Linked DNA regions of Homo sapiens: all the other regions are linked to region 4. A link is a contact called in ENCODE Hi-C or POLR2A ChIA-PET data. All regions are on one chromosome and are shown on one strand. Each heading gives the region's core, a stretch centred on a gene start or an enhancer-like site at or near the end of the contact. The rest is flanking DNA. Distances are from core to core; before and after follow the strand shown.

Region 1 (5,538 bases), core at 2,002-4,501, 1.2 Mb after region 4:
CTGGGGGTGGGGACAACACTGGTCATGAGAGAGGAGTGGGCCCTCATCTGAGTCGCCTGGTGTCAGAACAGACCTGACCTCTTGTCTACACAGCACCAGGGGTCTGCTTGGTGGGGAAACGGTCCAGCCCAGCCTGAGGAACCTCCTGCAGCATGTTTTTCCTGGCCCCTGGGCACCAGCAGCCCTTCTGCCTGCCTATTCCCTAGCCTCCAGCTCAAAACCACTTCCTGAGCCCAGAATGGGTAGGATCTCTTCAGCACCCCAGCCCTTAGAGGAAGAGGTGGTGAGAAGGTAAGGGACTCTGGCCAGAGACCCTTGAAGCATGGCTGGGGACAGGGGAGCTGAGAGTAGGGGGAATTGTTGCTTCCCACCTGGGAAGGGTGAGGAGAAGTCAGTCACTGTGGGAGGTCACAGGGCTTGATGGCCACAGTGGGCCCTTTGTGCACAGACCATTGAGCCACTGAATGGGGCCCTCAAAATGCTTCCTGGAAGAGGGCAGGCTGGGCTCAGACCCCCGGGCAGGCATGAGCTAGTGGGGAGGCTGGAAGTCTCAGGTATGTGTGTGGAACAGGGGATGAGGACAAGATTGGTGGCTACAGTACTGTGGAAGAGAGCACCAGACCTTGAAGAGCTTCTCCAAAGATCCCATATCCATTGGCAGCTTTACTGGGGCAAGAAGAAAATCTCATTTCCTCAACATGTTTCAGAAGTGTTCTAGGTTCTGGGGATACAGCAGTGAATAAAAAAATACAAGTCCATGCTCTTAAGGAGCTTGTCTCCTGATAGGAGAGACAGGCAAGAAACAAATCAATAAATAATATAAAGATCAGGATCATGAAGCAAAATAAACAGAGGCCAGGAAACTGAGGGCAGCAGATGTGCTGTTTTAGACGGGATGGGTGAGGAAGGTGTCTGGGATAAGGTGGCATCTGAGCAGAGACCTGAGTATGCGATGGAGCAATCCATGCAGCTGTTTAGGGGGAAACAAGAGACAATAGAAGAACGTTTCCCTGAACGAAGAAAGACTTGAGTTTCCAGATTAAAAGGATACACCAAGCATAGAGTAGTAACAATGAAAACAGAAGGAGGCTAGAGTCAGACATATCCTGGTAAAATGTGTGAAATTCAAGCATGGAGAAAGATCACTCCAAAAAGGCACCAGGCCCAAATGGTTTTATAGGCAAGGTCATACAATATTTAACCAATATAATTTATATCCTTCCAAGGCCCTTTTCTATACTTGATTATGTAGAAGTAGGGAAGGAATTGCTTTGGAAGAAAAGAAACTTAGAGATTTTCACTGCTATGAAGATAAATCTTTACTGTTTTTGGTCATCTGTTTTGAAGAGCACCACCTGACTTTGTTCTCTCCTTTCTGCCAAGGAATCTCAATGATAGATTCTCCCCACTATATTGAGGGAGCTTTTCTCCTTAGATATGGTTTGGGGTAAATGCTGTACCTAGCTGTAGGGCATTAAAGATTGTGGTGAAAACTTGGGCTTTACTTACTCTGAGTGAGTTGGGAGCTGCTGGAAGCTTCTGAACCCAGAAGGGACCTGATCTGACTCAGGTTTTAACAGGACCATCTTGGCTGTTCTCCAGTTTCTAGCCAGTGGGGCCTCCTCCCTGTGTGCTGAAGGTGCTAACGATGTGTCTTTGCTTCCAAGCTTTTTCTGACCTTTTGCTGCAGCTTTCACCAAGGAGATGGGAGGCACTAGACTGAGAGTATGTGAGGAGTGAAGACCGAGGGCGGGCAGGGCAGATGGAGAAGTGCTGTGGCTATGCCCAATCCAGACCTGCACTGAGACAAAATGAGGAATACAGGCCTCTATCTCTTCTCTTATGAAAATGGACAAATTCCACTGTTCTGCCCAGGCTAGCCAGGGCTGCTGTAATGCCAGAGTGGTCATTCCAACTTCTGTGAACTAGAAAGCCTCTCACCATCCTCAACACAAATGTCCTTAAAGCCCTCTGGCAACGCATTGGTTTGGCTCCTAGTGGCAGCAGCAGCTGAATCCCTGGCACTGACCTGGTGCACAGTGTCCCCAGATCCCTGGTCAAGCAAGCCTAGACCTATAGCATTCCAGAGAGCCTGGAAAGGGTATGGTTAAAAATTCCTGTTCTAGCAATGTCTTCAAGAAGAAGCAGGAGAAAATGCTCCCCACCTCCCAGTGCCAGGAGGGGAGAGGAAGGAAGCTCAGTAGGACAGCTCTGCACAGGTGGCCTGGGGGTGTCTGCAAGATGACCTGGCTCTACCTCTCTACCTGCTCCTTCCCAGCTGTGGGGCTGGGGAGGGCTGGTGCCCTCTCTGAGTCGGTTTCTTCATCTGTAAAGTGCTTGGCTGAGGATCCAGCTGGAGTGTGGATTAAAGGGCACAGCAGGGTGCCTAGCACCGTCAGCCCACGTGTTTTTCTTGGGCAAGCCACTCTGAGCCTTACTCTTCCTGTCTCTAAGCGGGAACCCAAATGCGAGCCAGGATTGCTGCGGACTAAAGCAGTCTACGAACGCTTTTGTAGACTGCGAAGCATTGTTTGGTCTTCAGAAAGGTGCCCCAGAGACAAGGTGTCATTGGTTTCAGGTGGGGGGGGGGGGGGCCGGTCAGCAAACCTCCTTAGTCCTGGAGGGCAGGGTGGCAGCGCAGAGCGCGCGCAATTTCCGGAGGGTAACTGATTGTCCTGCTGAAAGCCCAATACCGTATTTATCCAAAAATACGTCCTTCTAGGCAAGTGATTTATCTGACACTCAGCGGGGGACAGAGCTGCTTGTACCGCGCTGGGGATGAAGGTGGGGACGTGGGCCAGACCGGGCCAGACAGGCTCCCCAGCGCTTCCCGCTCAATCACGCAGACTGCACTTTGGGGCGATCTCAGAGCTTTTCTTAAGTCTTCAGGCCAGTCTCACGTTCTCACCTTGGGAACCGAGCTTTAGAAGCCGGCCCTCGTGGACGCCGCGAGACAGCGGCGAGAGGTGGGAAGCAAGGAGGTGGCTGCGGGCCAGGGACCAGGCAGCGTGTTGGGGGGCGTGCGCGTCTGGCAGCTCCGGGATCCCCGAGCATCCGCCGCTCAAGTCCGGGAGCCGCGCGGGCGGGCCGGGGCGGGGCCAGGGCGGGGCCAGGGCGGGGCGGGACGTGTGACGCGCAGCGCGGGCCAATGGGGCGCGCGCCCGGGGCCGAGCCTCCTGCGAGCCTTCGCGGCGCCCGCTGCGTCACGTGAGCGGCGGGGAGTGAGTGCCCAGCGAGCTGCGGGCGGGCTAGTGCTCCGCCGCAGCGACCCGCGGGCCGGCGGGCGATCGAGCCAGCGCAGGACCCGCGGCTCGGCCCCCGGCCGCCGCCGGACCGAGAGTCTAGCCGCCGCCCCCAGCCCAGCCCGCCCGGCCGCAGGACCGCCGGGGCCTGGCCGCCGGTCCGGCGTGCGCCAAGTTCAGGTGGGAGAGGCGCGGCGGGGCCGGCCGGCCGCGTGGACGCGGCCCCGGGTGATCAGAGGGCTGGCCGGCCTCGGGGCGCGTGGCCGTGCTCCCGCGCAGCTCTCGGAGGCACCGCGCGAGTGCTGGAGGAATGTCGGAGGAGCGGGATGGGCCCCCGCGGAGGTGGGCAGGGGTCGGACTGGCCCGGGGGAGGTGACCCCCCCCGCCCCGGTCGCCCACCAGCACTTTGCTGAGGCCCGCGCCGCCGCCTCGGTGCCTGGCCGGGCGATTCCGTGGCGCGCCTTGCGGGCCGGCCCTCCCATATGGTGGGCACCGGCGCGGCCTGGTGAGAGGAGGGGGAGAGCGGACGCGCTGGCCAGCCCGGGGTTGGGGGGCGGAGGGGCTGGAGACGGAGGGGTTACTGTCGGTCACCGCAGCAGTGTCGGGGGCAAGGGGGGGGCGTGGGACGAGGGCATGGTGCCCAGCGGGCAGCGGTCCAGGACTCTAGAAGGGGTCTGAGCCGGCTCTCTTCATTTCCCACGCACGTTTCCCCTCACCCGCCGGCACCCACGGCGGCTCCACGCGCGAGTCCTTCGCGGACAGCCTCCCGCACAGCCACAGCGGCTGCCGCGCACCACGCCCCGCACACGCAGTCACACGACAGGAACTCACACCCCTTCACGCACACCCGCACCGTTCACGCGTCTCACTCCACGCTGAGTCCCCGTCCGCTCAGACCGAACATTACCAAAGCCATGGCCTGACCGAGGGATGGCGGCGGCGGGGCAGAGAGGCCGTCCCCATCCCATATGGTGGTCCGGTTCACTCTTCCCTCCCCGCCTTGGTGTTACTCATGGAACCCCCCTCTCACGGAGGGCACAGAGGGGCTGTTTTCTCCCACGGCCCTCGGAGGTGACAAAATCAACAATTGTTTGAGAGCCTCAAATCTCCTTCCCCCTGTCCCCCCGGACCAGGTGGCCCCTGGGGAGACCCTGCCGCCCTACAGGTGTGAGGACGCCCGGACTCTGCGACTTTGGGGCCTGCGGGCGGCTCAGGGACCGGAGACTCTTATTTTGAAGGACAGCCCCCGCCGCCACCCCCGTGATTTGCACGCTGACCCAATGGCAAGCCCTTGGCCGGCGCTGGGCTTGTTATCAATTACATGTTGTTCCTGCAGCCGCTGTGTCCCCGGGAGGATAAACAGCAGGCCTGGCCGGGCCAGGGGAGGGGGCGGAGTCCGGCGGCCAGCCGGGGACTGTGCCCGGAACAGCGTGTCCCCTCCCCCTGCACGCAGCCTGCGCCTCTGGCCGCCCCACGTGCTGCTGTGTTTCAGGGGCCGAGCCAGCTCCAGCCCTAGAGTGTCCTCTCTTTAATGCCGGTGCCCTGGGACATCCCAGAGCCCTTTCTGGGTTGTCAGTGCCTGGGTGCTTCCCCCTTGGGACGTTCAGCCCAGCATTAAGACCCTGTTGGCTGACCTGGGCCACCCATTCCTACTCTCCGACCTCCCCCGCTCTCCCCCGCACCTTCCATTCACTCATTCAGCAAATTTTGCCCGGTCCTGTTTTAGACTCTGGGATATGGCCTTGGAGTGAACAGTCAGGACAGCTGATATTCTGATGGGAAGGTAGACAGGGAGGAAAGTTCACAAACACATCACCAAGATAGTTTCCCACAGTAGAAACTGCAGGGAAGAGTATAATATAGGATGATGTAACAGAGTGGGCCTGGAGGCCCCCACAGGGGTGACTTCTGAGCCGAGATCTAACTAAGCAGCTCCCACCTGCAGTGCTGGGGGAAGAGCCAGGGCAGTGGCCCCGGGCTGAGGCTGAAGTGAAGTGAGCACACCTGGACTAGAAGAGAGGCAGTTGGTGGTGAGGTCTGCAGAGAGTCCCAAGGGCCCAGGTGCTGGGCTGCTGCGAGGAGATAGGGCCACCTGTCCTTGGGAAGCCATTGGAGGGTGTTTCCTTCCAGCCCCCCTACTGTACTTTTTAGATCACTTTATCTGTCAATATCTGTTTATATGTTTAAAAGGTAAGGCCTCCTTTAACCACAATATGATCATCACAATTAAAAATATTAACAGTAATTACTTAATATCATGGGATGGCCAGTTAGTGATCACGTTTCAGGGGAGGGC
Region 2 (6,224 bases), core at 369-2,868, 1.1 Mb before region 4:
TATTCATCCATGGATGAGAAATCATGTGCTTCATCAGCTGCTTAAGTCACAAGAAAGAGACAAGAGTCCGTTCTTTAGGAAACCAAAGATGCAGTATTTTGAATAGGGAAGAACCAGCCGGCTGGACAGCCATCAACTAAGGTTGTAAGAAAGGTTCACTAGGCAGGTTTGCCAGGCCTACCTGCAAAATTTTTCAAACCTCAGTTAAGTACCCTGCCGGTATTCAAGAGCTCCTAATTCGGTGACACTACACCACAATATGTGTGATAAGTCGCAAACGGCATTTCTTATGGCTTTAAGGGAGAACTGATGCTACCAGAAAGACTTTCAAATGACATCAATAGAAAGAAAGGAGGTGGTGGGAGGCACTGAGGTACAGATACCAGGTAGCAAAAGATAAACCAGCAAGCTTCAGGGGTACGTGAAAGCAGTACAACCTAGAAATTTAATACAGTGCTCTGGAGTCTGACTGCCTGGGCTTGCATCTCTGCTTCGTAACTTATTAGCTGTGTGACCTTGGCCAAATGGCTTAGCCTCTCTGTTCAACTTCCCACTGTGTTAAGTGGGCACAACAGTGGTACTTCAGAGGGTTGTTCAAAGAACTAAACATAATGATCTGTTAAAAGGTCTTGCCACGCTGCCTAGCATACAATAAACGCTCAAATATTTGCTGTCAATATTCTCAATATTCCCCTTATGACCCCATTAGGTATCAAGCCTAAAATGAATGCAGAAAGAGGCCCCAAACACGGTCGGAATGGAAACACAACTCTACATCCAACTACCATCTTTCCTCGATTAAGTTGAAAAACTTCTCTCAGGATTTACCGTAACATGCCTAGGACAAAAAGCTCCCTGTCTCCCAGCGCCAGAGGCGCCTCAATGTACACAAGTGTCGAGGCGAGCCCAGCGCACGTGACCTGACTCACTGCCTTGACTCAGTTGCCGTCAGGGAACTCCCACTAACAGGGTCAGGCTGTTCAACTGAAGAACCGGATGGGAACGCGGCTCGGCCCCCAGCGCCTGTGACCCATGCCCGCCGGGTGGGCACGGCGGCGGGCGGCGTGGGCTCTGACACCCTCCTGCTCGCCGCGCTAAGGAACTCCACTGGCCAGCGCGTCCTGCCGCGGCGCAGGGCCGCCCAAGTCAAGGAACCCTCTCGGGTCTCTGAGATCCAGGCCAACAGTAAACAGAGCGTCCGAGACGGGTGGCCGGGGCGGGCAACCCGGCCAGAGGTCACGCCCGACGACCTCCGACCTCTCCAAGCCGGGTGGGGTCTTGGCCTGCTCCGGGGGCCTGAGCGATGCCGGGTGTGCCCGCGTGGCCAGGGCTGGGACTGGAGCCTGCCCAGGAGGACAGGGAGGACGCGAGGCCCTGGCGACCGAGGGGCTGAGGGGGGGGATGGGGCCAGGCCGCCGGCCGGGCTGGGCCCGCTGCTTACCGCGGCCGCTGCGCTGGGGGCTCCGGGCCGGGCGCGTCGCGAGGGCTCCCGCCGAGGAGGAGACTAAACGGAGGACAGAAGCGAGAAGGTCCAAGTTCTGGTTCCAGGGAACTCTCCCGAGCTCTCCAAGCCGCCAACTCCGCCGCTGCCGCCGCCTCAGGCTTTATGGCCAAGACTCCAGGCCCGCTCCCACTTCCGCCACCGCCGCCGCCCCGAGCGGAAGTACCTGTCACGAGACGCTCGACGCCAGGGTGCGGGGGAGGAGCCCCGCCTCAACCTTGCGTCACGTTCCGGCTGCCTCGGGACTGAGCCTGGATCTCGTGCTACAAACATGTCTGCCCCCAAATGGTTGTCCCCATCTTTGAGGCTCATACAAGGAGCAGGACGGCGCCATGTTGGACCCACAGACAGATTCCCTCAGCCATCCCTCCTTACTCCAGAATAAATAATGCCACCGAAGAGGGGACAAGGGGTAAACTGGCCATTCCAGTTGTGTCCTTCTTCGAAAGGCATCATTTATCCTTACTTTAATTACTTAACCAAAAATTATTATCACCATTTTACAAATAAGGAACTGAGACTCAGTATATCATGTCACTTGGTCTAGCTCAACACAGAAACTGGTGGAGCGAGGTTTTGAACCAAGATCTGTCTGATGCCAATATGTGTTATCGTTCTAGTAGACTGCAAATGACTACAGCAATTGTGTGGCTCGGTGATAGAGACAGGAGAAATAGGCACTTTGTCTGGCAGAGGAGACAGCCCAAGAAAATGGAAAATGAGCTAAAGCCTCTCTGAACTTAGTATTAGAGAAGATGTGATAAAGATGGACCGGGTAGAACTCTTCTTGTAAGCACAGAGCAGCCTCCCAAGCACCAGCCCCATCCGAACACATCAGGATCCACTCAGAATTTTTGCCTCCATCTTCAACAATGCCCTCTCATAGTCTTTTCTTATTTTGGTTCATGCAAGCTCCATTCTTTCAATTGTTCCATCCAAAAACCTTGCAATTGTTACAGTAAGTAGTCAGACCTGAGCAGGGCAGGAGAGGGGCCACTCCCCGACCAGCAATGTGAGGCAACCATGACGTGGTTGTCAGGTTAAGCTGTCTCTCTAAAATAATAATTGGTTGCAGCCAGACCAGAGAAAGGCAGTCTCCCAATAGATAAAAACACCTAAAACTGGTGATCAGCAGCTTCCCGATAAGATCTCAGGAGTTGAGGGGTCTGGGGAAAAAAAAAATCTCAAAAGCTAGGCAAGCAGTCTCAACCCTGAGATGGTACAATGTCTGGGGTTTCCCCTACTTTTTCAACCAAAATTGGCTCTTTCCCCAAAACCCTCACCACCTATTCTCCTGTTTTCTCTATGTGTATTCTGAAATGGCCTTGCACACTGCAGAACCATCCGCCTCTGGGGTAAGTCCACTCTTTCTCTGCTTTCACTTTGCATGTGCCCAGGAGTTCAAGACCAGCTTGGGCAACATAACAAGACTGTCTCTTCCAAAAGATAAACAAAAAAGAAAAGAGAAGGCACACATCTACATCAGACCTCTGCAGTTGTACTTCTCTCTACCTGGAAAGCTCTTCCTCCAGGTATCTGCTTGGCCACTCCCTCACTTTCCTCTGGTCTTGACTTTAAAGTAACCTTTTCAGTGAAATAGCCTTCCCTATTTAAAACTGAAGTCCCTCTCCCTGTCACCACAATACAAACACAAAAATTGACATCTCCCTACTGCTTTTCTCCTCTGTTTTTTCTTTTTTATTTTCTTTTTCTTTTTTTTTTTTTTGAGAAAAGTTCTTGCTCTGTTGCCCATGCTGGAGTGCAGTGGCATAATCAGGGCTTACTGCAGCCTTGAACTTCTGGGCTCAAGTGATCCTCCTGTCTCAGCCTCCTGAGTAGCTGAGACCACAGGCGTGCACCACTATGGCTGGCTAATTTTTTTTTTTTTTTTGTAAAGAGAAGTTTTCACTATGTTACCCAGGCAGTCTTGAACTCCTGGTGTCAAGTAATGGTGTCAAGTAATCCTCCCGACTCAGCCTCCCAAAGTTTTTCCTCTTATACTACTCACTTATTTGCATATTGTCTGTCTTCCCCACTAGAATGGCAGCTCCACAAGGCAGCTATTTTTGTCTGTCTCATTCACTGCGATATCCCTGATTCTTGAAACAGTGTTGGGGTACAGTAGGTGCTCAATGTGTACAATTTGCAGAGTATTCAGGGGAATGAAAACTGAAAATAGTTTCAAAGGCCAAGAGTTATGATAATTCCACCCCGTTAGGCAGCCAATCAAAATGCTAGGTTTGAAGGTAAAGTAGCAACTGGGAATGCAGTAGTCCTCATCCCCAGGTTTGGCAGGGCTGACTGCAGGATTTGAGCATCTGAGTCCTAGAACCAATCCACCACAAATAGCAAGGGACAATTATACCAGAAAAGGCAGAGCACAAAAATAAAATGGGACATGTGGGCCCCAGCCTTCTAAGAAGCCTTCTGAGAAGGCTATTCAGATGCAAACATGGACTATTTCCTATGGGAAAGAAAGGACAACTTAGAAGAAACCCATGAGCCAAGAGGATAGAGCCAGGAGCTGCAGATAATCATTCCCAAGGAGCAGGAGGGGACTCGAATCAAGGAACTGGCATCACGTGCCTCGCTGATTTCAGAATTACTATGACCCAGTGGCAGCTGTCGCTCCTGTTTTTTCCCCTTTTGAACAAAAGTGTCTACTATGCTTATCTTCTTCTTGCCAACTCTGTATGCTGGGTCCGTGGACAGCAGATAACATCTCTAGCTCACAGGCCTTCAGAGGAACAGTGCTCAGAGCCGTTCTTAAGGAATTATATCTGAGGAACCTCATCCACATCTGGACCCAATTTACATGGCAAGATCCATTATGAGCCAGTGATGTATTGGGATTGAGACTTTTAGGGTTCTTGGGGGAGTTAAGTAGAGCAGGGCCTCCAGTAACATCATTTCAATTATAACATTGATGAGAAAAAATTGATTCCTGGCTGGGGCCCCTGTCTGTGTAGTTTACACTCTTTCCCCATGTCTGAGTTTTCCTTGGTTCCTCTGGTTTCCTCCCACATCCCAAAGATGTGCCCTTTAGGTGAATTGGCTTGTCTGAATTGTCCCAGTCTCTGTGTGTGTGTGTGTGTGTGTGTGTGCACGTGCGCACACGTGTACACAATGGGCTGGCATCCTGTGCAGGGTTGGTTCCTGTCCTGAGCTGCCAGGATAGACTGGCCACCTGTGACCCTGAGATGGAATAATTGGATAAATAATTATCTTGCTCATTTTCATTAATCTGTCTTAAATATATATATAGTTCACATTTACTTTAATATTTAATATTAGAAGTGTTTTGGTCTTTACCAGCCTGACCAACATGGTGAAACCCCGTCTCTACTAAAAATACAAAAATTAGCCGGGCGCTGTGGCACGTGCCTGAAATCCCAGCCCAAATCCAAGGGACATCTTGGCTTTAGCACAACCTACTCTCTTGGGAACTAATCAATTCCTGTGAGAACTCATCCAGCCTCACCAGAGCCAGAACTCACTCACTCACTCACTACCTAGAATGGCACCAAACTATTCATGAGGGAACCCCCCCACAACTCAAATACCCCCAACTAGGCCCCACCTCCCAAATCTCCACACTGAGGAATCACATTTCTTTTTTTTTTTTTTTTTTTTGAGACAGAGTTTTGCTCTGTCGCCTAGGCTGGAGTGCAGAGGTGCTATCAGCTCATTGCAGCCTCCACCCACTGGGTTCAAGCAATTCTCGTGCCTCAGCCACCCGAGCAGCTGGAAGTACAGGCGTGCACCACCATGCCCAAATAATTTTTGTATTTTTAGTAGAGATGGAGTTTCACCAAGTTGGCCAGGCCCATATTGAACTTCTGGCCTCAAGTGATCTGCCCCCCTCAGCCTCCCAAAGTGCTGGGATTACAGGCGTGAGAGCCACCACTCTCAGCCTGCCTGGATCACATTTCTTTTTTTTTTTTTGGAGGGGGCAGAGTCTCGCTTTGTTGCCCAGGCTGGAGTGCAGTGGAGCAATCTTGGCTCACTGCAACCTCCATCTATGAGGTTCAAGTGATTATTGTGCCTCAGCCTCCCGAGTGACTGGGATTACAGGCACCTGCCACCATGCCCAGCTAATTTTTGAATTTTTAGTAGAGACGGGGTTCGCCGTGTTGGACAGGCTGGGCTCAAACTCCTGAGTTCAAGTAATCTGCTCTCCTCAGCCTCCTAAAGTGCTGGGATTACAGGTGTGAGCCATTGCACCTGGCCTGGGATCACATTTCAATATAAGATTTTGGGGGCACGAACACATCATATCCAAAGCACAGCAGGTATGTTGGAGGAGATTAGGAGTGAGAAGTTCAGTTCTGGAAATGCTGAGACAGAGGACTTCCGTGAAACATCCAAGTGGAGATGGGGAGGAGGCAGTTAGACATTTTGGGCTGAGGCAGAGATGGGAGTTGGGTTTCTGGGTCCTTCAGGGTAGCCTCAGCTGAAAATAGAAATTTAAGAGTAGATGGAAATGAAAGTAACGGGTGTTAACAGGATTGCCCATGGAGAAAGTGGACAAGTACATCCTTCTTTCAACAAACGATTTACTGAGAATCTCCTATATGCTAGGCTTTTTGTTAGGTTCTAAGGACACAAGGAAAACAAGGCCATTGATATCAAGAGCCTTACTACTTAGTGTGGTACACAATGTACAAACGTACACACACACACACGTCCCTGCACAATTTTCATTCAAATTTCTATCAATAGG
Region 3 (5,853 bases), core at 2,819-5,318, 1.5 Mb before region 4:
TAAGACCTCTACAAAAAATAAAAAAATTAGCTGGATGTAGTAACGCACGTCTGTGGTCCCAGGCCTGTGGCCGAGTACAAGAGGCTGAGTTGGGAGTATGGCTTGAGCCCTGGAGATTTGAGGTGGCAGTGAGCCGTGATTGTACCGCTGCACTCCAGCCTGGGCAACAGAGGAAGACGCTGTCTCCCCCACACCCCTACCCCCCCAAAAAAAGAAGAAAACTTGTCTGATAGTGTTGTAGGTTTATATTTTAATAATGGCAAGTGTAGAAAGAAAAAGATGAAAGGAGAAAGAAGGAAGGAGAAAACCAGGTACGAATGTCCCTTTAGCCACTTGGAGGAGGTCTGATCCAGGGAACATTGCCAGTATGGGATACCCTCTTTATCATCTGAGATGGTGCCACTGCATGGCAATGACACAAACAGTTAAAATGCATTCAGCTCACCCACCACTAGCTTTAAGAATGTTAAATTCTTGGCCGGGCGCGGTGGCTCATGCCTGTAATCCCAGCAGTTTGGGAGGCTGAGGTGGGTGGATCACAAAGTCAGGAGATTGAGACCATCCTGGCTAACACAGTGAAACCCCGTCTCTACTAAAAATATAAAAAATTAGCCAGGCATGGTGGCTGGAGCCTGTAGTCCCAGCTACTCAGGAGGCTGAGGCAGGAGAATGGTGTGAACCCGGGAGGCGGAGGTTGCAGTGTGCAGAGATCGCGCCACTGCACTCCAGCCTGGGCAACAGAGTGAGACTGTGTCTCAAAAATAAAATAAAATAAATATGTTTCTTGGCCGGGCATGGTGGCTCATGCCTGTAATCCCAGCACTTTGGGAGGCCGAGGTGGGCGGGTCACCTGAGGTCAGGAGTTCAAGACCAGCCTGGCCAACACAGCAAAACACTGTCTCTACTAAAAATACGAAAATTAGTTGGGTGTGGTGGCACACGCCTGTAATCCCAGTTACTGGGGAGGCTGAGGCAGGAGAATTGCTTGAGGTTGCAGTGAGCCAAGATCAGGCCATTGCACTCCATCCTGGGCAACAAGAGTGAAACTCTGTCTCAAAAAAAAAGTTAAATTCTTGACCAATTTTTTTTTCTTTCTTTCTTTTTTTTTTTTTTTTTTGAGACAGAGTCTCGCTCTGTCGCCCAGGCTGGAGTGCAGTGGCATCATGTTGGCTCACTGCAAGCTCCACCTCCTGGGTTCACGCCATTCTCCTGCCTCAGCCTCTGAGTAGCTGGGACTACAGGCGCCGGCCAACACACCCGGCTAATTTTTTGTATTTTTAGTAGAGACGGAGTTTCACCATGTTAGCCAGGGTGGTCACGATCTCCTGACCTCGTGATCCGCCCATCTTAGCCTCCCAAAGTGCTGGGATTACAGGCGTGAGCCACCGTGCCCGGCAACTAAATTCTTGACCTATTTTAAAAATTTTGCAATATAGGCCGGGTGCGGTGGTTCACGACTGTAATCTCAGCACTTTGGGAGGCCGAGGTGGGTGGATCATGAGGTCAGGAGATCGAGACCATCCTGGCTAACACGGTGAAACCCCGTCTCTACTAAAAATACAAAAAATTAGCTGGGCATGGTGGCGGGCGCCTGTAGTCCCAGCTACTCGGGAGGCTGAGGCGGGAGAATGGCGTGAATCCGGGAGGCGGAGCTTGCAGTGAGCCGAGATCGCGCCACTGTACTCCAGCCTGGGTGACAGAGCGAGACTCCGTCTCAAAAAAAAAAAAAGTGCAATATACATTTTTTCAAATTTGGTGTATTAAATGAAACATAAATATTTTTTAATTGCTGCATTTCAAATTAGCATGATTCCATTTCAAATAAAATGCCACTGTGCTACTCAGGAATTTACCACCAAAAGAGGAAATGCAGATATTAGACAGCTTTATTGAGGTATAATTTACATACCATAAAACCCACAGGTTGTAAGTTTACATTTTAATGATTTTAATAAACTTGAGGAGTTGTGCAACCCTTACCACAGTCCAATTTTAGAATCACCCCGCAAAGGCAAGGGAGTGGTGCCTGGGTTTTCTGACAAAATCTATACTCAGACCAACATGTCCCCTGCCCCAGCCCAACCAGTTCCAGGCTAGAGCAGTGGAAAGGCCAGTTAGCTATCCAACCACCGTCTACCCCTACGCTTCATCCTGGCTCCTGGATTCCACACCATTTTGTGCTGTGGTAGCTGCTCTGAGCTGGGGGCAGGCCTTGTTTTCTGGAGTTCTGGACTTTGACCTGAGCTAGTCCCAGCATGCAGAAACCTTCCATCCCATCTCCTGTCTACTTCTACCCTGGAGTGGAGGTTATTTCCTGCCTCTCTAACTCTCCGCTCCCATCAGGTGTACCAAAGTGGGGCTCTCAATTGCTTTTCAGTGGCACTTTGGGGTTTCCTGTCTGATTCTGTTGGGTATTTCCCATGGGAGTGGAGTTCAAACTTTCAGAAGAAACAACTCTTCTGCCTTCTCCACGGGGTCTGCCTTTGCAGACTGCTCATTCAGTCCCTTTCTATCTTGACCTGAAAGGTTGGCTGGGGTCCTCACAGTGGCACTGGGGGACTTGCTCTCTGCGAAGTCTCCTTCAGCTTGAAGACTTTCCCCTTTTCTCCTGGATTTTTGTCTGCTTTGTCCACAGGTGCATTACAAGGCCCCAGGACAATGCCCGCCTGTAGTAGCCATTCATTAAATATGTTGAATACCTGGAATTGGAGTGCCACAAGGAAGCTGTCTAGAGGGGTAAGGGGTGCTGTCAATTCCTTCCCATCTTCGGAGCTGGGAAGCCCAGTCCTGTTGGATCTAGTATAAGCTTCTTACAGATGTTTGGGTCTCCTTTCTCTGAGGCGCCCTGGTTCACTGGGCCAACTCAGGAGTTGGTCTGCCCTTCCTCAGAAATCCCTTCAAGTTTTTCTGTTCCTCTTCCTAGACTGGTGCTTTTTGGCTGGGTCAGTTTCCCAAATGGGCCTGTAGCTGCTCTGAGCTGGGTCATCCAGCCGTTTAGCAGCTGCTTCAACCACTGCTAGGCTGCCTTTTGGAGACAAGAGCTCCCAGCTCCTCCTTCTGGCCTAGCTTCCCATCAAATGGGGCCCTGGGTCCTCTCCTCACAAGGATTTTGGGCTCCTCCGCAGTTTTGTAGCCAGCCTGGATTCTGGCCTTCTGCAGCCTGCTCCCTCCCTTCCCTTCCGCCCCTGGGAAGAGCGACCCCCACCACTCTCGGAGACTGCACTGCCCGCCTGTCAGAGTGGGCACTCAGGTGACACTGCTGTGGTCGTCCCCTTCCTCCGTGATCCATTCCGGAGGGGGTCATTCTTAGTCTAGGCCTGCAGGCCCGGAGCTCCAGCCATGGTCTCCGCCTGTCCCTGACCGGCGGTCTGGGAGGCAGCAGGTAGGGGATCCCGGGCAGGCGGACCAGGCCTGGGTGGGGGGCGAGCAGGAGGCGCGGGACAGCACCTGGGGGTCCCAGCTGATGAAGGGTCGGGGTGGGCAGCGGTTTGGGGGCCAGACGGATCCGCGGTGTGGGCGCGCCGGGGTGTTGATGGAGGAGGGGCCGAGGTGCTGAGGGCGGGGTCGGGCTGGGGTCGGGGCTGAGGGCGGAGTCGGGTGGGGCGGAGTCAGAGCTGAGGTGAGCCTGAGGGCGGAGTCGGGGCGGGCTGAGGTGGGCCTGTGGGCGGAGTCGGGGCGGTGTGCTGAGGTGGGCCTGAGGGCGGAGTCGAGGTCGGGCTGAAGGCGGAGTCGGGGAGGGCTGAGGTGGGCCTGAAGGCAGAGTCGAGGTCGGAGCTGGGGACGGAGTCGAGTTCGGGCTGAGGGCGGAGTCGGGGCGGGCTGAGGTGGTCCTGTGGGCGGAGTCGAGGTCGGGCTGAGGGCAGAGTCGGGTCGGAGTCGGGGCGCGCTGAGGTGGGCCTGGGGGCGGAGTCGAGGTCGGAGCTGAGGGCGGAGTCGGGGGCGGGGACGTAGGCGGAACCCGGGTCGGGCTGAGGTGGGCCCGAGGGTTGGGCTGGGGGCGGAGTGGGTGCCAGCCTGAGGGCGGAGCCGGGGGCGGGCGGGGGCGGGCTGGGGCGGGCCTACAGGCCAGACTGGTGTGGCACGGAGCTGAGGACCGGCCGGAGCTTTGCGGAGGGCCCGGCTTGGCGGGTCCGGGGGGGAGCCGAACCCGCGGGGCACCGGGTCCGGGCGGGGCCGAGCCGGGCCGGGGCGGGAGCCAGCCGGGGTGGGGCGGGGCCGAGGCCGAGGCAGGCGGTCGGCAGTGCTGGGGGTTCAGGTGTTGCGGCGGCTCCACGTAGCCAGGCGGCCCGTGGGCTGGAGCGGGCGGAGCTCGGCCCGCGGCTTGCGTGAGCTCAGGCCGGTCCCAGCGTCCAGAGCGCCGGCCCTTCGGCTTCTTCTAGGCCATGGCAGGGCCGGGCCCAGGCCCGGGGGACCCGGACGAGCAGTACGATTTCCTGTTCAAGCTGGTGCTGGTGGGCGACGCAAGCGTGGGCAAGACGTGCGTGGTGCAGCGCTTCAAGACCGGCGCCTTCTCGGAGCGCCAGGGAAGCACCATCGGCGTCGACTTCACCATGAAGACGCTGGAGATCCAGGGCAAGCGGGTCAAGGTGGGAGGCCGGCCAGGGCCCCTGGAAGGCGCTCCCTCGGAGGGTGGGGCGGGGGCAGCGGAGCCCCTGGCCGCGGCGAGCGCACCCCGCGTCCATCTGAAGTTTCCTTTGGCTTCCCCTTTTTCCTTCCTCGGGTCGGAGCAGGCCTGGGCCCCGGGGTCTGGGCCGGGTTCAAGTCCTCAAAGCGCCGGCCGTGGGTTGCTGGGGGGGGGGGGGGCGAGGGAGTGTGGAGGAGGCGGCCCTGCCCTCCGGAGCTCACACCCTAGGAGGGGACTGTGCTCCAAAATAACTTTAGCCATTGGAAGGCAGGGGGTTAGACTCCCCTGTTCCAGGTACTAGCGGAGCGCCTTGGAGTGCGGAGATCAGACCCCCCACCTCCATCCACCGCGATGGCAGCCCCCAGCTCAGCCCACCGGCGGGGCACTCAGCCAGAGAACTGCATCCCCACCCCAGGACTAGGAGCGATCAGGAAGTAGTTGCTTTTAGGACCAGAGGGCCAAAACTTTTTGTCAGAATTTCCGGCCTGGCCACGCCTCCCTGCAGTCTCTTTGTGGACCTGGTGGTGGAACTTTACTCGACTAGGGCCAGCCCCGGTTCCCTCCCCCAGCTGGAGTTTGATAGAAACTGAAAACTTCACAGATACCGGAAGGTGGGGGAGAGAACCAAGCTTTGGCAATGGCTCCGAATAAAAACAGCAGGATGTGGTTGCCACAATGTCCTGGCAGTGGTTTGATAAATATTTGTGATGAATGAAATCAGAGTTTCTTAACCTAGGTGTTAGTACTCCCTAATCAACCAGGAGATCCTGGGCTGAAGGCACTCAGTAACTTTTCTGAACCGCACTGTACAGAAATCTTTGCTTGCTTTCATGGTTTCGAGCCCCCATGATCTTCAGGACACCCTCAGGGCACAGGGCTGGGACGATCTCTGCCAGGGAGATGGGAGTCACTGGAGCCTTGCTGCTGCTGGGCTCTGCCTCTCCGGGTGGCTCTAGGCCTGCTCCTTGTTGCCTTTGGCTAGGATATGTAGCTCTTTGTCTTTGTTTCTATAAAATTGGGATAATTTCTGGGTGTTGCCTCCCTCCTGCCCCAAGGTGGAGAAAAAAGTAAGTCAACAGTCTTTATGTGTCCACAGTGCCTCTCAGTAGATGTGACGGGGAAGCAGAAACTCCTGCCTGAGGGGTTTTATTATTATTATATTTTAATCGTCTTCTGGGGTCTGTGTTTTGGTCTCCGTGGATGGAAAAGAGCAAGGTGCAGAAGGCAGC
Region 4 (5,866 bases), core at 1-2,500:
AGGCAAGAATGCCATCGATTCATCTGCTCCCAGCTCCCAAAGCCAGGCCACCAGGCACACAATGGGCTCTCTGCAAAACTATCTGCTGAGTCCAGGGCCTTGAATGAAATTACCTTTCCATGCCATCTCCAATGAGCTCCTCTCCATCCTCTTCTTCCTCCAGGGGCCCCTCTGTGCCTAGGAGCCCCTCGGACTCATCCTCAAATGGTGGAAGGTCACGGCCAGGGCTGGAGGTGAGGGCATCAGTACGCCGGGAGCTTCGGCCAGGGCTGGAGGTGAGAGGATCATTGCCTCGCCGACGCTGGGCCGGGCTGGATGCCATGGTGAAGGATTCCGATGATTCCTGCAAGAGAAGGTGCGGTTGTCAGAAACCTAGGAAGCTGGTGAGGCATGATACAGCTTCCTTTTTACCATCAGGGGCCTTCCCTTCTTTCTCTCCACCTGTGACTCTTGTCCTCCAACACACCAAACCCCTTCCAGCCTCCAGATCTTTGCCCTTGCTGTTCTCTCACCTGGAATGCTCTCAGCTGAGCAATCTGAGTCAGTGGCTTCCAAACAAATAGAAGCCAGCTCAAATATCGGGGTCACCCACATCACCGTGCTTTCTCCATGAAAAACCACTGAGGTTATGTCATTTGCCTATTTACCTGTTTACTGTCTATTATCTCCCCTTAAGCATTAGACCTATTTCAGCACACACAGTGCGCAAGGTATTGTGATAGAGATGGCATAGAAGAGCCACCAAAACAAGAGGTCTGGAACTCAGATGTGGAACAGACAGTATACAAGACAAAGGGACAAGAAGGTAATACAAAAGTAAGTGTAGTGTTTGGAACAAGGATCATTGGGAAATTAAAAAAAAAAAAAGTTTAAAGGAGTGTAGTGAAATGGGGGCCTGTCTTTTGTACGCTCAGCGCCACACAGATGGCGCCCAATAAGTATGTGTGGGGTGAATAAAGGACAGAGGCTGAACGGGCCGAGCTCGCCTTAGGGAGCCCAGGGCCCCAGGTCAGTGGTAGGTAGGCGAGTCGCCTCACGCAGGGTGCAGGCGAGAAAGTAGCTGCGCCCCAGAGCCTGGGGCCCAGCCTCACCCAGAGCGCCGCCCTGGGCCGGGGCCAGAGTACGGGAAGCGCGCAGCCTCCGCACCCATGTCCCCGGCGCCCGCCCGCCACGCGCCAGCGCGCTCACCGCCATAGCAGTACCACGATCCTCTCCGCCACTACAGCAACAACCAGGTTTCGCGCGAAAAGTGGTTCACGTGACCCACCAAAGCCCGGGAAGAGCCCTACGGAACGCGACGTCATGACGTCGGCGTCCACTGGCGACCAGAAGGGACACGGAGGGGCGGGCCAGAGGGTCCGGTCCCGCCTACAACGCCCGAGGCGCTCCGCCCAGAGCCCGGAGGTGTGCGGCCCGGCGCTGTGCGCGTGCGCTCGCCTGCGCTGTGGTGGGAGCTGGAGCGGAGGTAGAAGCTGAGGCTCCAGGGGACCCGACGACACTTGCTGGCTGCGTGACCTCGGTCACACCAGGGCCATTTTGCTGACAAGACAACAGAGGCCGGGCGCGGTGGCTCACGCCTGTAATCCCAGCACTTTGGGAAGCCGAGGTGGGCGGATCACAAGCTCAGGAGTTCGAGACCAGCCTGACTAACATGGTGAAACCCAGTCTTTACTAAAAATACAAAAATTAGTTGGGCATGGTGGCACGGGCCTGTAATCCCAGCTACTCGGGAGGCTGAGGCAGAAGAATCGCTTGAACCTGGGAGGTGGAGGTTGCGGTGAGCCGAGATCCCGCCACTGCACTCCAGCCTGGGTGACAGAGTGAGACTCCGTCTCAAAAAAAAAAAAAGACAGCAGAGGTTCAGAGCCTGGTTTTCTGACGCTTCTTACCGTCTTAGGAGCACAATGGTTTAACTTCTCCCAAAGCTCAAAGGCTCAATACTTCAAGCAGCTGGACAACTCTGGGATTTTGTAGGAGGTCACATCTGAGGCTTTAGTAGGAGTTATCTTTGCCCAGGGGAGCGAAGACGCAGGGAGGATGTTACAGATAGAAGGATGCCATGTGCAAAGCTGCAGAGGTCATGGCAGGGCCCGGATGTGCAAGCCCCTCCCTAAGAACTAACCCTAGGAGCTTATGATGCCGGGCAACAGACAAGACTTGAGGGAGAGAAAATCCGGATCAAAAAAGAGCTAGATGTTTTTCTAGAGAGTTTGACTATTCTGTATTCTGAAAGCAATGGAAGGCCATGGAAGCATTTTGAGCAGGGTGAGACGTGAACTAGTGTGGGTTTTAGAATCCCTCTGGCTGCTACCAGGTGGAAGTGGATTGAACGAGGTTGAAGGCAGCAAACGAGGAGGTTGCTGTGGTTCTTGTCTAGTTCCAGGCAGCCTTAGTGAGCAGAGGCAGGGCTGAATCGCAACCCTCTTAGCCAGGCACTTTGTGCAGTGAACAAGCATCTCTGCCTGGGACCCAGGGTAGGGAGGCAGGAGTGATGGAGAGAACTGGAAATACAAGATGTTTAGGAGGTGGAATCTTTTTTTTTTTTTTGAGACAGAGTCACTCTGTCACCCAGGCTGGAGTGCAGTGGTGCAACCTCAGCTCACTGCAACCTCCACCTCCCAAGTTCAAGCGATTCTCGTGCCTTAGCCTCCCGAGTAGCTGGGATTAGAGATGCACGCCATTGTGCCCGGTTAATTTTTGTATTTTTAGTAGAGATGGGATTTCACCATTGTTAGCTAGGCTGGTCTCCAACTCCTGACAAGTGGATCCGCCTGCCTTGGCCTCCCATAGTGCTAGGATTACAGGCGTGAGCCACCACGCCCGGCCAGGAAGTGGGGTCTATAGGTGTTGGTGATTGAGGACAGCAAAAGAGGCATGCAGGATGACACCAGGATCCTGGCTTAGCTAGGTGGATGATAGCTGAGATAGGAGCGCACAGGAAGACCAGCAATTTAAGGGGGAAGAAGATGAGTTTGTTTCTGGCTGTGCTGAATTTGGGCCGAGGGGACATATCCAGGAAGCTGTTGGATATCCATGTATGGGACTCAAGGGCGTGTTTGGACTGAAGCTGTAGATTGCCTTGGGAGTGGTTGTATAATCCAGAGTGAGTGCAGGGAGATGAGAAGGTCTAAGCCTGGGACCTGGGAAACCCCAACAGTTAAGAGACACCAACAAAGGATGTGAAGGATGCACCTCGGATGCTAGGAGCTGCTGACAGGAAAGCTGAAGAGACTCTGCATGGGCTTGTGTTATCTATTGCTGCATAAAAAATTATCCTGGGATGGCCAGGCATGGTGGCTCACACCTGTAATCCCAGCACTTTGGGAGGCTGAGGCAGGTGGATCACCTGAGGTCAGGAGTTCAAGACCAGCCTGACCAACATGGAGAAACCCTGTCTCTATTAAAAATCCAAAATTAGCCAGGCGTAGTGGCGCATGCCTGTAATCCCAACTACTCAGGAGGCTGAGGCAGGAGAATCACTTGAACACTGGAGGTGGAGGTTGCGGTGAGCCGAAATTGTGCCATTGCACTCCAGCCTGGGCAAAAAGAGCGAAACTCTATCTCAAAAAAAAAAAAATTATCCTGGGATTTAGCACCTTGAAGCAATTAGCACCCACTGTCTCGGTGTCTGTGGATCAGGGATCTGGACACGATGCCACTGGGTGCCTCTTCTTCAAGGTCTTTCAAGGCTGCAGGCAAGGTATTGGCCAGGGCTGCTGTCTCCTCTGAAGGCTCATCTTCAGGAGGATCCCCTTCCAAGCTTCTTCACATGATAGGATTCAGGTCCTCATAGGCTGTTGGACTGAAGACTTAGTTTCCCACTGGCTCTTGGGTGGGGGCCTCTCTACAGAGCAGCTTACAACCTGGCAGCTGGTTTCTTTCAGAGCAAGCGAACAAGAGAGAGAGGCCATACAAGACAGATGCCATGTCTTGGAAGTGATATTCCTTTACTTTTGCCATATTCTCTTAGCGAGAAGTGAGTCCTGAGGTCCGGCCCACACTGAAGGAGAGGAGATCCTAGCAGGGCTGGGGATTATCAGGAGCCCTCCCAAAGGCCACTGAAGAGAGCAGTCAAGATGGTGGATGGGGTCAGCTGGCTGCCCAGAGGTCATCTGATAAGGACTAGGAGCTGTTAGTGGCCCTGGCGATAGCAGATCTGGGCTGGCCGGTGTGTCTGGAGTCAGACACTACATTGAAGTGTGTTGACAGGTAGGATGCAGGGAAGTGAGAAGGGTGAATGTGAGTTACTAGTTGGAGGCTGGAGTGCTTTTATGTCACCCAAAGATGTATGGGTCAGAGAGGCATTCCCAGGTGTGGAATGGACTGTGAGAGCTGGGACAGGCACTGGAGTGGGATATGGCTTTTTCTCAGATGAGAGGTTCTTGGACATGTTTAAACACTGGTTGGGGGCAGGGTAGGAGAGACAGAAAGGTGGGTGGGGTGAGTAGGCAGCCTCTATTATGGCCCTGATGGCCCTTGCCTTCTGGTATTCACACCCTTGTGTGATCTCCTCCCAACAGCATAGGACAGATGTGGTTGGATGTTACTTTGGAGATTCAGTTACAAAAAGACTGCAGCTTTGCTCACTCTGAGAGAAGGCAGCATCCATGTCTTGAGGACACTCAGGCAGCCTGGGACAGGCTTGGGGAGTGAGGAGCTGGGACCCCAGCCAACAGTCATGCTGGACTTGCTCCAGGACACATCACCTTGGGGTTTGCTCTTCCCAGGTCAGTAGGCATCCAGCGCTGGGGCAGCTGCTTCAGGACATCGCCGAGGACAAGTCTCCTCCCCATTCTGGTTCCACCATCTGTAGCCTGTGGCTTTCATCCTCAAGGGCTCCATGCGACCGCTGCACATCCAGGTACTACATCTGACCCATGTATTGAGCCAGCTCAGCTGTGATCAAGCGCAGCCTTTTTCCTCCGTAAGAACTGCCCATTGGCGTAGTTGTGAACTGAGGCAGAGGAGCTGCTGTGGCAGTGGTAGGTGATGTGGATGTACAACGGATTGCTTACAGTCTCAGTGGATTGCTGCTAGGCCCACCCACCTGAATTTACATATTAGAGGGCCTGACAGAACCCAGTTCATGAGGGGCAGCTCTGGCCTCATGGTCACTTGATGTCCCCTAGTCATCTCTACCAGGGTCCAGTAGCCTGGCAGAGCTGCTTTGTGAATGGTGTCTAGTTCTCTACTATAGATGACCTGGTCTTGCTCCAGAACCCTAGGGGGTCTACTTTGTGGTTTTTCCCACCAGAGCTTGCTGTAAGCTTCACACAGCATATCTTCCCACCATGTATGCCTCTAGTATCATGGGGTCTGTGGGTCCCATAGCCTGAGGGACAGCCTTTGATGTCATGTGACCCAGAGATATGTGGGTCAGAGCAGCACTCCCAGGTGTGGAATCTGCTACCTCCAGAACCCAAAGAGGCCTCTAAGCATTGTGCTTGCTCTTCTGTGATGGAGTGTGCAGGGGGATGTTCTGGTGTGCCCCACACCACCAGACCCCTACAAACCTCACTGATGTGGCAAGCCCCTAATTCTTCATAGGGTTTAATCTTCTGCCCGCTGGAGCACATATGTCTCATCAAGTTTTCCATGTACTTGTCACCTCCTGCTCATCCATCCTGATTAGCACATTGTCATTGACACCATGAACCAGTGCAGTGTTCTGCAAGACGTTCAGATGGCCCAGTCTCCTTCAGACTGTGATGACAAAGGATGGGAAAGGTATCATTGGCCTGGGGCAAGACCATATGTGTGTATTGTTGGCCGTTCCTATGAGTGCAAATGGTCCCTGATAGGGATGAAAAAGTGTGGTGATCAGATGGCCCCTGAGAAGCGGGGGCCGTGCTGATCTGTCTGTGCT

What was found. Hi-C counts contacts between places; a loop is a spot of excess contacts on that map. ChIA-PET counts read pairs that join two places held with the same protein, here RNA polymerase II (POLR2A). Pooled maps may share reads with other maps.
Region 1: a loop to region 4 is called in a map of CD8-positive, alpha-beta T cell, with 4 times the contacts of the local background. The contact joins the promoter of KLF15 here to the promoter of MCM2 in region 4. A Hi-C loop is called at or near these places in 2 of 168 maps with a recorded cell type or tissue (CD8-positive, alpha-beta T cell and naive thymus-derived CD4-positive, alpha-beta T cell) and 9 of 50 pooled maps.
Region 2: a map of ascending aorta shows a loop between it and region 4 (4-fold over the local background). The contact joins the promoter of RAB7A here to the promoter of MCM2 in region 4. A Hi-C loop is called at or near these places in 1 of 168 maps with a recorded cell type or tissue (ascending aorta), 4 of 37 single-sample maps with no recorded cell type and 9 of 50 pooled maps. POLR2A ChIA-PET finds 5 or more read pairs at or near these places in 1 of 52 experiments (MCF 10A).
Region 3: a map with no recorded cell type shows a loop between it and region 4 (9-fold over the local background). The contact joins the promoter of RAB43 here to the promoter of MCM2 in region 4. A Hi-C loop is called at or near these places in 2 of 37 single-sample maps with no recorded cell type and 9 of 50 pooled maps.

Annotation. Positions count from the first base shown.
Region 1 is chr3:126,355,121-126,360,658 of GRCh38, reverse strand. KLF15 (KLF transcription factor 15) reads left to right here and starts at 3,251. Exons shown (of 3, transcript NM_014079.4): 1 at 3,251-3,422. RefSeq lists a silencer at 3,072-3,291 and enhancers at 3,190-3,949, 3,950-4,709.
Region 2 is chr3:128,721,577-128,727,800 of GRCh38, reverse strand. It overlaps RAB7A (RAB7A, member RAS oncogene family), which reads right to left and starts at 1,618. Exons shown (of 6, transcript NM_004637.6): 1 at 1,442-1,618. RefSeq lists a silencer at 1,195-1,484 and enhancers at 751-1,735, 1,765-1,894.
Region 3 is chr3:129,120,019-129,125,871 of GRCh38, reverse strand. It overlaps RAB43 (RAB43, member RAS oncogene family), which reads left to right and starts at 4,068. Exons shown (of 3, transcript NM_198490.3): 1 at 4,068-4,586. The coding sequence starts at 4,383. All of the region lies in intron 11 of ISY1-RAB43 (ISY1-RAB43 readthrough), which reads left to right. RefSeq lists silencers at 3,839-4,058, 4,079-4,258 and an enhancer at 5,039-5,853.
Region 4 is chr3:127,593,795-127,599,660 of GRCh38, reverse strand. It overlaps MCM2 (minichromosome maintenance complex component 2), which reads right to left and starts at 1,250. Exons shown (of 16, transcript NM_004526.4): 1 at 1,189-1,250; 2 at 114-343. The coding sequence starts at 1,194. It also overlaps a transcript of TPRA1 not described here. RefSeq lists a silencer at 952-1,111 and enhancers at 1,142-1,261, 615-1,572.